Linked DNA regions of Homo sapiens: region 1 is linked to region 2. The links are chromatin loops, found by intact Hi-C in ENCODE. Cell type or tissue: sigmoid colon. All regions are shown on one strand. Links, peaks and the distances in the headings refer to the core of each region. The heading gives the core; the rest is flanking DNA. Region 1 holds the start of PLIN3 (perilipin 3). Region 2 has its middle 5.7 kb from the start of TRV-CAC3-1.

What was found. Peaks named below come from ENCODE experiments on the same cell type or tissue, not always from the same donor. Only the 100,000 strongest peaks of a DNase experiment are listed, where the experiment ranks them.
Region 1: it touches region 2 in a loop (2.2-fold over the local background); 9 of 110 quality-filtered maps call a loop at or near these places.

Annotation. Positions count from the first base shown.
Region 1 is chr19:4,864,825-4,870,194 of GRCh38, forward strand. It overlaps PLIN3 (perilipin 3), which reads right to left and starts at 2,843. Exons shown (of 8, transcript NM_005817.5): 1 at 2,785-2,843. RefSeq lists enhancers at 1,811-2,160, 2,103-2,603, a silencer at 2,821-3,000 and a cis regulatory region at 5,257-5,370. In sigmoid colon, for the core only: no CTCF peak of the experiment used is centred there; DNase peaks (open chromatin) are centred at 1,487, 2,237, 2,917 and 3,607; H3K4me3 peaks cover 1,854 bases; H3K27ac peaks cover 3,219 bases.
Region 2 is chr19:4,727,771-4,733,140 of GRCh38, forward strand. No RefSeq gene overlaps it. Among named protein-coding and RNA genes, the nearest start is that of TRV-CAC3-1, 5.7 kb to the left of the region's middle. In sigmoid colon, for the core only: CTCF peaks have their summits at 3,097 (motif pointing right) and 5,025 (motif pointing right); a DNase peak (open chromatin) is centred at 5,061.

The sequences.
Region 1 (5,370 bases), core at 303-5,302, 140 kb after region 2:
AGCTCCACCTACGCTATGCTCCCTGGAGCAAGGCGCCTTCCCCTCCTCTGGCCTCGGTCATCTTACCTGTAATATGAGGCTAAAGGGTCGGGCATGGTGGCTCACACCTGTAATCCCAGCACGCTGGGAGGCTGAGGTGGGTGGATCATGAGGTCAGGAGTTCAAGAGCAGCCTGGCCAACATACTGAAACACTGTCTCTACTAAAAATACAAAAATTAGGTGCGGGTGTGGTGGCGGGCGCCTGTAGTCCCAGCTACTTGGGAGACTGAGGCAGGGGAATTGCTTCAACCTGGGAGGCGGAGGTTGCAGTAAGCCAAGACTGCGCCACTACACTCCAGCCTGGGTGACAGAGGAAGACTCCATCTCAAAGAAAAAAGAAAAAGCCAGGCATGGTAGCTCACGCCTGTAATCCCAGCACTTTGGGAGGCTGAGGCGGGCAGATCACCTAAGGTCGGGAGTTTGAGACCAGCCTGACCAACATGGTGAAACCCCATCTCTACTAAAAATACAAAAATTAGCCGTGTATTTTGGCTGACACCTGTAGTCCCAGCTACACAGGAGGCTGAGGCAGGAGAATTGCTTGAACCTGGGAGGTGGAGGTTGCAGTGAGTCGAGATCGCACCACTGCACTCCAGCCCGGGTGACAGAGGGAGACTCCGTTTCAAAAAAAAAAAAACATGGGGCTAAAGGTCATGCCTGTCTTATGGGCTGCTTTCCTGGGGAATTCTGGTGTGAGCCTAAGAACCTGTGGCCTTGAGTCTGAGCATCTTTTCCCAGAGGAATGAGGCCCCACCTCCTGGTGGCCTTGCTTCGATGTCCCCTAAGCAGAACCCAGCAAAATGATGATGTTTTGCAAGCACTAGATCTGGAGTCCAGATTGGGTTCTTTCCATTTTTTTTTTTTTGTTTTTTTTTTTGAGACGGAGTCTCGCCCTGTCGCCCACGCTGGAGTGCAGTGGCGCGATCTCAGCTCACTGCAAGCTCTGCCTCCCCGGTTCACGCCATTCTCCTGCCTCAGCCTCCCGAGTAGCTGGGACCACAGGCGCCCGCCACCACGCCTGGCTAATTGTTTGTATTTTTAGTAGAGATGGGATTTCACCATGTTAGCCAGGATCGTCTCGATCTCCTGACCTCATGATCCGCCCGCCTCGGCCTCCGAAAATGCTGGGATTACAGGCGTGAGCCACCATGCCCGGCCTTTTTTTTTTTTTGAGACAGAGTCTTGCTCTGTCGCCCAGGCTGGAATGCAGTGGCGTGATCTCAGTTCAGTGTAACCTCCATCTCCCAGGTTCAAGCGATTCTCCTGCCTCAGCCTCCAGAGTATCTGGGAATACAGGTGCCCGCCACCACGTCCGGCTAATTTTTATATTTTTAGTAGAGGTGGGGTTTCACCATGTTGGCCAGGCTGTTCTCCAACTCCTGACCTCAAATGATCCGCCCACCTCAGCCTCCCAAAGTGCTGGGATTATAGGCGTGAGTCATCCTGCCCAGCCCAGAATGGGTTCTAATCCCAGCTTGGCAACTCACTAGGAATAGGAGTTTGGGAAGGCAGCATCCCCTAGGAGTCTTGCTTGCCACATCTGTGAAATGTGTATAAGTGTTTCACAAGAGCCTGGAGTCCCTGTGGACTGGAGGAGACGCTGCTCCGGGGAAGCTCAGATCCGTGCCCGGCACATAGTAAGTGCTCCATAAACTATCTCACCGCACTCTGGCTTCCACGGACAAAGGGGTAAAGCCAGCCAGGAACCAGCTTCCTGCTAGGTACAAAAGTCCCCCAACTGGGAAGTCAGGTGAGAAGACATACCTACCTCCCAGTGATCATTGCCTAAATCTGTGCTTCTCCTCACCTCCTTTGGAGCCTGAGCTCACCTGGGCAGGGGGCCAGGTAGGCAGGCATCAAACTCCTGGCCTCGACCGATTCTCAAGTCCCACTTAGGACTCAGGCAGCTTCCTCCCGTCCCCTCTGTCCACCATGACTTCCTGGAACTGGTTTAAGCAAGGGTGGCCATGGCAGATGTCAACACCCTATGAAACCCCTGGGGGTCAGTGACCTGCCTTGCCGCTGGCTCCAGAAGGGGAGCTCCAGGCCAGACCCAGCCATCCAGCAACTTCAGAGCATGCTAAGACTGGACTTCCAAAATTCCAAGGGCCCCAGGTCCCACTGCCAGGCCTAGCCGGGACAAGAACCCCAAAGCAGTTAACGGATAGGCCTTCCTACTTTTAAGCCACCTCGTCGCCACGCCCACCCGAGGGAAGTGGGCAGGCTTTGCCCAAGACCTCCCCAGAATCAGTTGGGGGCGCCAGGAGCTGGGGCAACCCCCACCCCCACCCGTGGCAAAACCATCTGTAGGGGAGGGGGCTTTGCGGTGGCGGGGGGTGTCTCTGAAAACCCCAGAAGGGAGGGCGGAGATTCTGCCCGCAGGAGGAAACTTGCCTGCAAATGGCGTTTCCAAAAGCAAACTGTTCAAAATTTAGAGAAAACCTGGTGGGCGGGGGGCGGTATTTAGCCCACCCCCTTCAATATCACCCCTTCTACGGGGCTCTTTCGCCCCTCAAAAGTCCCAGGAAGTGAGAAGAGGGTTTCAAAGTCTGAGCTTCGTTGCAGAAGTTGGATTTTTCTGGGGGGAGGGGTGACCAGCCTGGGCTGAAGACCCCTCCCCAGGCCGCAGAGTCCAGCAAATCCCACCCCGAGAAAGGCCCTCCCCGACCCCTCCGGCCCCTGGGGTGCCCCAGGACTCCATGGACACCGCCCCCCAGCTCAACTGAGACGCCCCCGCCACTCACCGCGGTCAACCGGACGTCCCAGGAACAGCTGCCGCGACTTCAAAACCAGCTTGGAAACCGTCCGGGCCGAGGCGGGGGTGGCTTTTACTGCGTGGTAGGTTGGGGGCGCACTGGAGTGACGGGCGAGGGGACCAATCAGGTTGAGGGATTGCCCGCGCCAGGCCCGCCCCTCTCCTCCCTGCCCCGCCTCCACTAGGCCCCGCCCCTCGCCAAGTCATGAAGTCCGGGAAGGACTCCACGCCCTGCCCCTGAAGGGGAGGGAGCACTCTTGGACCACGCCTGTCCCAGCCACGGGACCCCCGCTCCGCAGCTGGGGACCCTGTGAAGTTGGCCCTGGGAGGTGAGTGCGATCGGGGGCGCCGCACAGGTGCTGGGATTCCCCAGGTCGCCCATTTCCCCTATGGCCAAACTGAGGCTGCGAGAACCCTGGGAGAGTTGCAGGGTGACCCTCGCCAGCGCGTCAGGGGCCACGCCCTCCACCATGGGCTCCGACTCAGCTATATGTACACACACACACACACACACACACACACACTTTTTTTTTTTTTTTGAGACACAGTCTCGCTCTGTCGCTAAGGCTGGAGTGCAGTGACGCGACCTTGGCTCACTGCAGCCTCCACCTCCTGGATTCAAGCGATTCTCCTGCCTCAGCCTCCTGAGTAGCTGGGATTACAGACACGTGCCACCACGCCCGGCTAATTTTTTGTATTTTTAGCAGAGACGGGGTTTCACCATGTTGGTCTTGAACTCCTGACCTCAAGTGATCTGCCCGCTTGGGCCTCCCAAATTGCTGGGATCACAGGTATGAGCCACCGCACCCGGCCCAACCCAGCTATATGAGTGACTTGAACCACCACGGGAACTTGTCCAGCCTCCGGCCTGATCTGCCCAACATCAGACCACTTCATCCTCCCAGCACTGTATTGTCTTTTTAATCATCCCTATTTTGCAGAGAAGGAAACTGAGGCCTGGAGAGGGTCAGCCAGGGGCAATGGAGGGGTCAGGCTCCAGGCTCTGTGACTGCTGGATCAACCTTTTCCTGAAGCTGCCCCCACTTGGATTTTACCCCGCCCCTCTCCACCTCCCAAATTATTTATCCTCTTGGTCTATAAACCAAGGTCTCAATCTCAGATGGTCCAGGGAGGAGGTGAATATTTCTGCTGAGGAGGTGGCAGTGATGCCCTGCTTAGAGGGGCAGGGGAGAGCAGTGCCCTATGGGAGACCCACCTGGAGAGTCACAGATCCACAGGAAGTTCAAGCTGTAGACATGTCCTGCCTGTTAGGGAACAATTGGACCAAATGAAACCCAACTGGGGCTTTGTCCAGCCCAGGGGCCACCAGTTTGCCACCTCTGCCAAATTATTTGAATAGAATGAAGCTTCTGGTAGCTTTAGAAAGAACATGGGAAAAATTGGGTGTCTGTGACTGCATTTTTTTGGGGGGGTGAGTGGGGACAGGGTCTATGCTAGCACTGTCCAATAGAACTTTCTGCAATTCTAGAATTGTGTGCCATCCAACATTGTAGCCAAAAGCACCACGTGGCTAATGCACAGTGAGAAGCTGAATGTTTAAATTTTTTTTTTTTTTTTGAGGCAGAGTCTCGCTCTGTCTCCCAGGCTGGAGTGCAATGGCGCGATCTCGACTCACTACAACCTCCACCTCCCGGGTTCAAGCGGTTCTCCTGCCTCAGCCTCCCAAGTAGCTGGGATTACAGGCGCGCGCCACCACACCCAGCTAATTTTTGTATTTTTAGTAGAGACGAGGACTAACCATATTGGCCAGGCTGGTCTCGAACTCCTGGCCTCAAGTGATCCACCTGCCTCGGCCTCCTAAAGTGCTGGGATTACAGGTGTGAGCTACCGCGCTTGGCCTGAATGTTTAAATTTAAGTAACTTCAGGCAGCTAGTGAGATTCTCAAGTGAATCTGAGACCCCATTCCATGACATTTGTAACAGGCTTTTTCCTTCTCATTCACTCATTCAACCATATTTATTGAGTCCTTGCGCTGGGGACAGCGGTGAGCTAAACAGATAAGAATTCCAGCCCTGGTGACACACACTACCCAGTGGGAGAGACGAACAAGGAACAACATAAGTGAGAGAACTTTACAATGTGTCACGTGGTAGGACAGCAAAGGACGAGATGAATGTGGGGGATGCGGGGATTTTGTTCTTGTTTTTTGTCAAAGAGTCTCACTCTGTCACCCAGGCTGGAGTGCAGTGGCACGATCTCGGCTCACTGCAACCTCCGCCTCCCAGGTTCAAGAAATTCTTGTTCCTCGACCTCCCAAGTGGCTGGGATTACAGGCCTGTGCCACCATGCCTGGCCAATTTTTGTATTTTTTTTTTTTTTAGTAGAGACGGGGCTTCACCATGTTGGCCAGGCTGGTCTCGAACTCCTGACCTCATGTGATCCACCAGCCCTGGCCTCTCAAGGTGCTGGGTTATAGGCATGAGCCACCACACCCGGTGGGGCCGCAGTTTTTAGTAGGGAGGTCAGAGGAGGCCTTTCTGAGTGACATCCAAGAAGAGAAGAGAGAGAGGCCAGGAGGGAACCATGTCCAGTTAGGGGGAACAGCATTCCAGG
Region 2 (5,370 bases), core at 151-5,150:
CTCCAGCCTGGGCAACAAGCAAGACCTCTGTCTCAAAAAAAAAAAAAAAAAAAAAAAGACTGTATTCTAGCAAGGGCAACATAGCAAAACCCCATCTCTACAAAAAATATAAAAACTAGCTGGGTGTGGTTGTGCGCACCTGTAGTTCCAGCTACTTGGAAGGCTGAGGTGGGAGGATTGCTTGAGCCCAGGAGGTCAAGACTACAGTGAGCCATGATCATGACAAGCACTCCAGCCTGAGTGGTAGAGTGAGACCTTGTCAAAACACACACACACACACACACACACACACACACAACAACAACTCACTATGATAATTGTGCTTTTCTGGCTTTTTTTTTTTTTTTTTTTTTTAGACAGAGACGGAGTCTCGCTCTGTTGCCCAGGCTGGAGTGCAGTGGCGCCATCTCGGCTCACTGCAAGCTCCGCCTCCCAGGTTCAAGCCATTCTCCTGCCTCAGCCTCCTGAGTAGCTGGGACTACAGGTGCCCACCACCACACCTGGCTAATTTTTTGTATTTTTAGTAGAGACGGGGTTTCACCGTGTTAGCCAGGATGGTCTCGATCTCCTGACCTCGTGATCCACCCGCCTCCGCCTCCCAAAGTGCCGGGATTACTAGGCGTGAGCCACCGTGCCCAGCCAGTGGCTTTTTTGTGTGTGTGTATTTTTTTTTAGATGGAGTCTCACTCTTGTCCCCGAGGCTGCAGTGCAATGGCACGATCTCTGCTCACTACAACCTCCACTACCTGGGTTCAAGCTATTCTCCTGCCTCAACCTCCAGAGTAGCTGGGATTACAGGCACCCGCCACCACGCCCAGTAAATTTTTGTATTCTTAGTAGAGACAGGGTTTCACCACGTTGGCCAGGCTGGTGTCGAACTCCTGACCTCAGGTGATCCACCCGCCTTGGCCTCCTAAAGTGCTGGGATTACAGGCGTGATCCACTGCGCCGAGCCCATGTTCCCTTTTTATAAGGACACCCATGATATTAGACTACAGCCCACCCTAATGATCTCATTTTAACTTCATTGCCTTTGTGAAGACCCTATCTCCAAATAGGGTCATGTTCTTAGATACTCAGGGGTTAGAATTCTGACTTACCTTTCCGGGGAGTGGGACACAAGAGAGGGATTAGCCATTGTTTGATGAATTGCAACTAATTAACCAATCCCCTATTGTCGGTCTTCTAATGCTTCCCTGTTAACTAAGCTGCCACGAAATCCTGGTTGCTACAATTTATCATAATGTTGCCCATTTACGTGTCTGTTTCTGCTTAGAGCAAAACCCACTGAATCTAATGAGATGTCCTCATTCTCCAGTTCCACTTTCTCTTCTCCAATTATCTTTTTGTTTTGTTTTGAGAGAGTCTCGCTGTGTCCCCCAGGCTGGAGTGCAATGGGGTGATCGTGGCTCACTGTAACCTCCGCCTCCTGTGTTTAATCAATTCTGGTGCCTCAGCTTCCCGAGTAGCTGGGATTCCAGGCGTGCCACCATGCCCGGCTAATTTTTGTATTTTTAGTAGAGATGGGTTTTCGCCACGTTGGCCAGGTGGATCTCGAATTCATGACCTCAGGTGATCCACTGGCCACGGCCTCCCAAAGTGCTGGGATTACAGGCATGAGCCACTGCACCCAGCCTCCAATTCTACTTTGAGCTAAGGTGACTATACACCTGGCTTTGGCTAGGACGGTCCCGGTTTATGCCCCCACCCCCTCAGTGCCCCCTTTCTTGCTCAAAAGTGTGTTGATTGACCAGGCGCAGCGGCTCACGCCTGTAACCCCAGCACTTTGGGAGGCCGAGGTGGGCGGATCACCTGAGGTCTGGAGCTGGAGACCTGCCTGGCCAACATGGCGAAACCCCATCTCTATAAAAATATAAAAATTAGCCTGGCGTGGTGTGTGCCTGTAATCCCGGCTACTTAGGAGGCTGAGGCTGGAGAATCTCTTGAACCCGGGAGGCAGAAGTTGCAGTGAGCCGAGATCGCGCCATTGCACTCCAGCCTGGGTGGCAGGGCGAGACTCCATCTCAAAAAAAAAAAAGGGTCCTGATTTTGACTATAAATTATAGGGTCGCTCTGTCTTGAGCTTCAACACAGACTCCCGCATCCACCACTCCCCAGAAACTCTTCTCACTGATGACCCTCCTGCATCCGGTTCCAAGGTCAGTCTCTCCGTCCCAGTCCTCTCCATGGCATCTGACCCGCCGGATCCCTCCTGCTCCGGGGAGCTCTGTCCTCAGACCATGCACTTCCCTCCAACCTGTCTGGGACATCCTTCAGTCTTCCCTTCTCTCCATTGCTGGCCAAGGGCTGAGTCCTCCAGCCTCCTCCCTCCTCCACCCACACCCCTCCCCAGCGGGCTCCAAACCCCGTCTACAGCCAGCATCGCCTACAGTCTCATCTCCAGCCTGAGTCTCCCTTGAAGTCCAGACTCTGTTCAGCAGCCCCTGATGTCTCCACATGGGGGGCTCATGGGGTCTCACATTCAACGCAGTCACATTGGGCCCCACTGGACCCCCAAACCATTCCTCCCATGTCCACCACCTAGGCTGAGGGCAGGTCCGTCCTTCCAGGGACTCAACCAGAACCTGGGAGTCACCCTGGGCCTCTACTCTCCCACCCATATCCAATCACTCAGTAAATTTGATTAACACTGCTTTCAAAATGCACCTAGATAGGCCGGGCGCGGTGGCTCACGCCTGTAATCCCAGCACTGTGGGAGGCCCAGGCGGGCAGATCACCTGAGGTCAGGAGTTCGAGACCAGCCTGACCTACATGGAGAAACCCTGTCTCTACTAAAAATACATAGCTGGCCGTGGTGGCATGTGCCTGTAATCCCAGCTACTCGGGAGGCCGACACAGGAGAACTGATTGAACCGAGGAGGCAGAGGTTGCGGTGAGCCAAGATCACGCCATTGCACTCCAGACTGGGCAACAAGAGTGAAACTCCTTCTCAAAAAAACAAAAATGCACCTAGAATCTAATCACTGCTTTCCCACTCAGTGCCTGTTCCCTGGTCCAGCCTCCAGCACAGCTCACCTGAGCCAACACACAGTCACCCCTACCTGGACCCCAGTTCCTGCCCTCACCCCCCACAGGCTGTCTCCCCACCAGCAGCCACCAGAGGGTGCTTTTGAGCACCTGAGTCACTTCCTATCCCTCCTCTGCTCACAACCCTCCATGGCTCCCACCTCTCTCAGGGTCAAAGCCCAAGGCCTCCCCATGTCTCACCAGGTCTGGCATGACCTGCCCCATCCCCTCCCTGCCCTCTCCTCTTCCCTTTCTCCCCATTGCTCACTCTGCTCCTCCTCACTGTTCCTCCAACACACCAGGTGAAGTCCTGCCGCAGGGCCTTTGCACAGGCTGTGCCCTCTGGTGGACCCAGGTATTTCCAAGGCTCACTCCCTCTCTTCCTTCAAACCTTGGTTCCAAGGTTACCTCCTCAGAGGGCCTTTCCTGCCTGAGCCTGGCTAAGTGGTAGCCAGTCCTACCTGGCCTTGGAACTCACAAACTTGGTACCTATCATTTATACATGTCCTTCCAGGGCGGCGCAGTGGCTCACGCCTGCAGTCCCAGTACTTTGGGAGGCTGAGGGTGGCAGATAGCTTGAGGCCTGGAGTTCAAGACCAGCCTAACCAACACACTGAAACCCTGCCTCTACAAAAAAAAAAAAAAATACAAAAATTGGCCAGGCATGGTGGTGCATGCCTGTAATCCCAGCTACTTGGGAGGCTGAGGCAGGAGAATCTCTTGAACCTGGGAGGGGGAGGTTTCAGTGAGCTGAGATCATGCCACTGCACTCCGGCCTGGGTGACAGAGCAAGACTCTCTCTCAAAAAAATAAAAATAAAGATGTCCTCCCAATGGCTTTTTAGTCTCTGAAATAATCACATTTGTAGATCTGTTTGCTAATTTTGCCTCCATTTCCCTAGCCAGGCTATGAGCTTCACTAGCAGTATTTTTTGTTATTTATTTTAGTCCATTTTGTTTCCTATTGTGTCACTAAGTCTCAGTAAACATTTGTTGAAATTATGAACAAATGCACAGCCGGCCAAAGGAGAGAAAAGGCCTGGGGTTTGGAGATGGTAGTGAAGTAATACAGGTGGACTTCCTGGTGGAGGGGGCGAACCTGGGAGAACATGTTACCTCCCCCAGAAGCCCCATCAAGGCCTGAGAACTCATTAATCTGCCAAAACCCAACCAACCAAACAAACAAACCAAACACTCCTTTAAAACTTTTTCTTGGGGCCGGGCGCGGTGGCTCATGCCTGTAATCCCAGCACTTTGGGAAGCCAAGGTGGGCGGATCACTTGAGGTGAGGAATTTGAAACCCACCTGGCCAACGTGGTAAAACCCCCTCCTCTACCAAAAATACGCCAATTAGTCAGTCGTGGTGGCGCGCGCCGGTAATCCCAGCTACTTGGGAAGCTGAGGCAGGAGAATCGCTTGAACCAGGGAGGCGGAGGTTGCAGTGAGCCGAGATCGCGCCATTGCACGCCAGCCTGGGCCACAGCGTGAGACTCTGCCTCAAAATAAAATAAATCAGCCGGGCGCGGTGGCTCAGGCCTGTAATCCCAGCACTTTGGGTGGCCGAGGCAGGCGGATCACGAGGTCAGGAGATCGAGACTATCCTGACTAACACGGTGAAACCCCGTCTCTACTAAAAATACAAAAAATTAGCCGGCTGTGGTGGCCGCGCCTGTAGTCCCAGCTACTCGGGAGGCTGAGGCAGGAGAATGGCGCGAACCCAGGAGGCAGAGCTTGCAGTGAGCCGAGATCCCGCCACTGCACTCCAGCCTGGGCGACAGAGCGAGACTCCGTCTCAAAAAATAAAAATAAATAAAAATAAAATAAAATGGTTTCTTGGGTCCTTGAAGCTCTCTCAGGGCAGCCAACATGCTGTGCGACTCCTGGCAAGTTACACCATTCAGTGCCTATTTGCCTGCCTGAAGTCAGGTAGATGTTTCAGAGGTGGCTACTTCACAGAGGCGGCTTGTTTAAAAGGAACAATAGTTCCCTCTTTCCACTAGGTGTCAGCAGAAGCACAGCTGGCCTCACTCGGCATCTCTCCACCCCTACCCCCGTAACCACCCCCGTCCCATCCTCTCCATCTCCACTCCGGGCCCCAGACCTCAGCATCTCAAATTCAGACACTTCCCTCCCTCAGTAGACACCCTTGTATTTGCAGACAAATTCCTGTCCCCAGGCAGGCCTTCGCAGCAGGCATGGTTGGTGGCCTGTCCTACCTGGTGTCCGATCACACCAGGAAACTTCAGCAAGGGCTGCAGAGAAGAGGAAAGAGCAATAAAAGAAGGAAGGTACCTAGGGCCTGGGTGCGGTGGCTCATGCCTGTAATCCTAGCACTTTGGGAGGC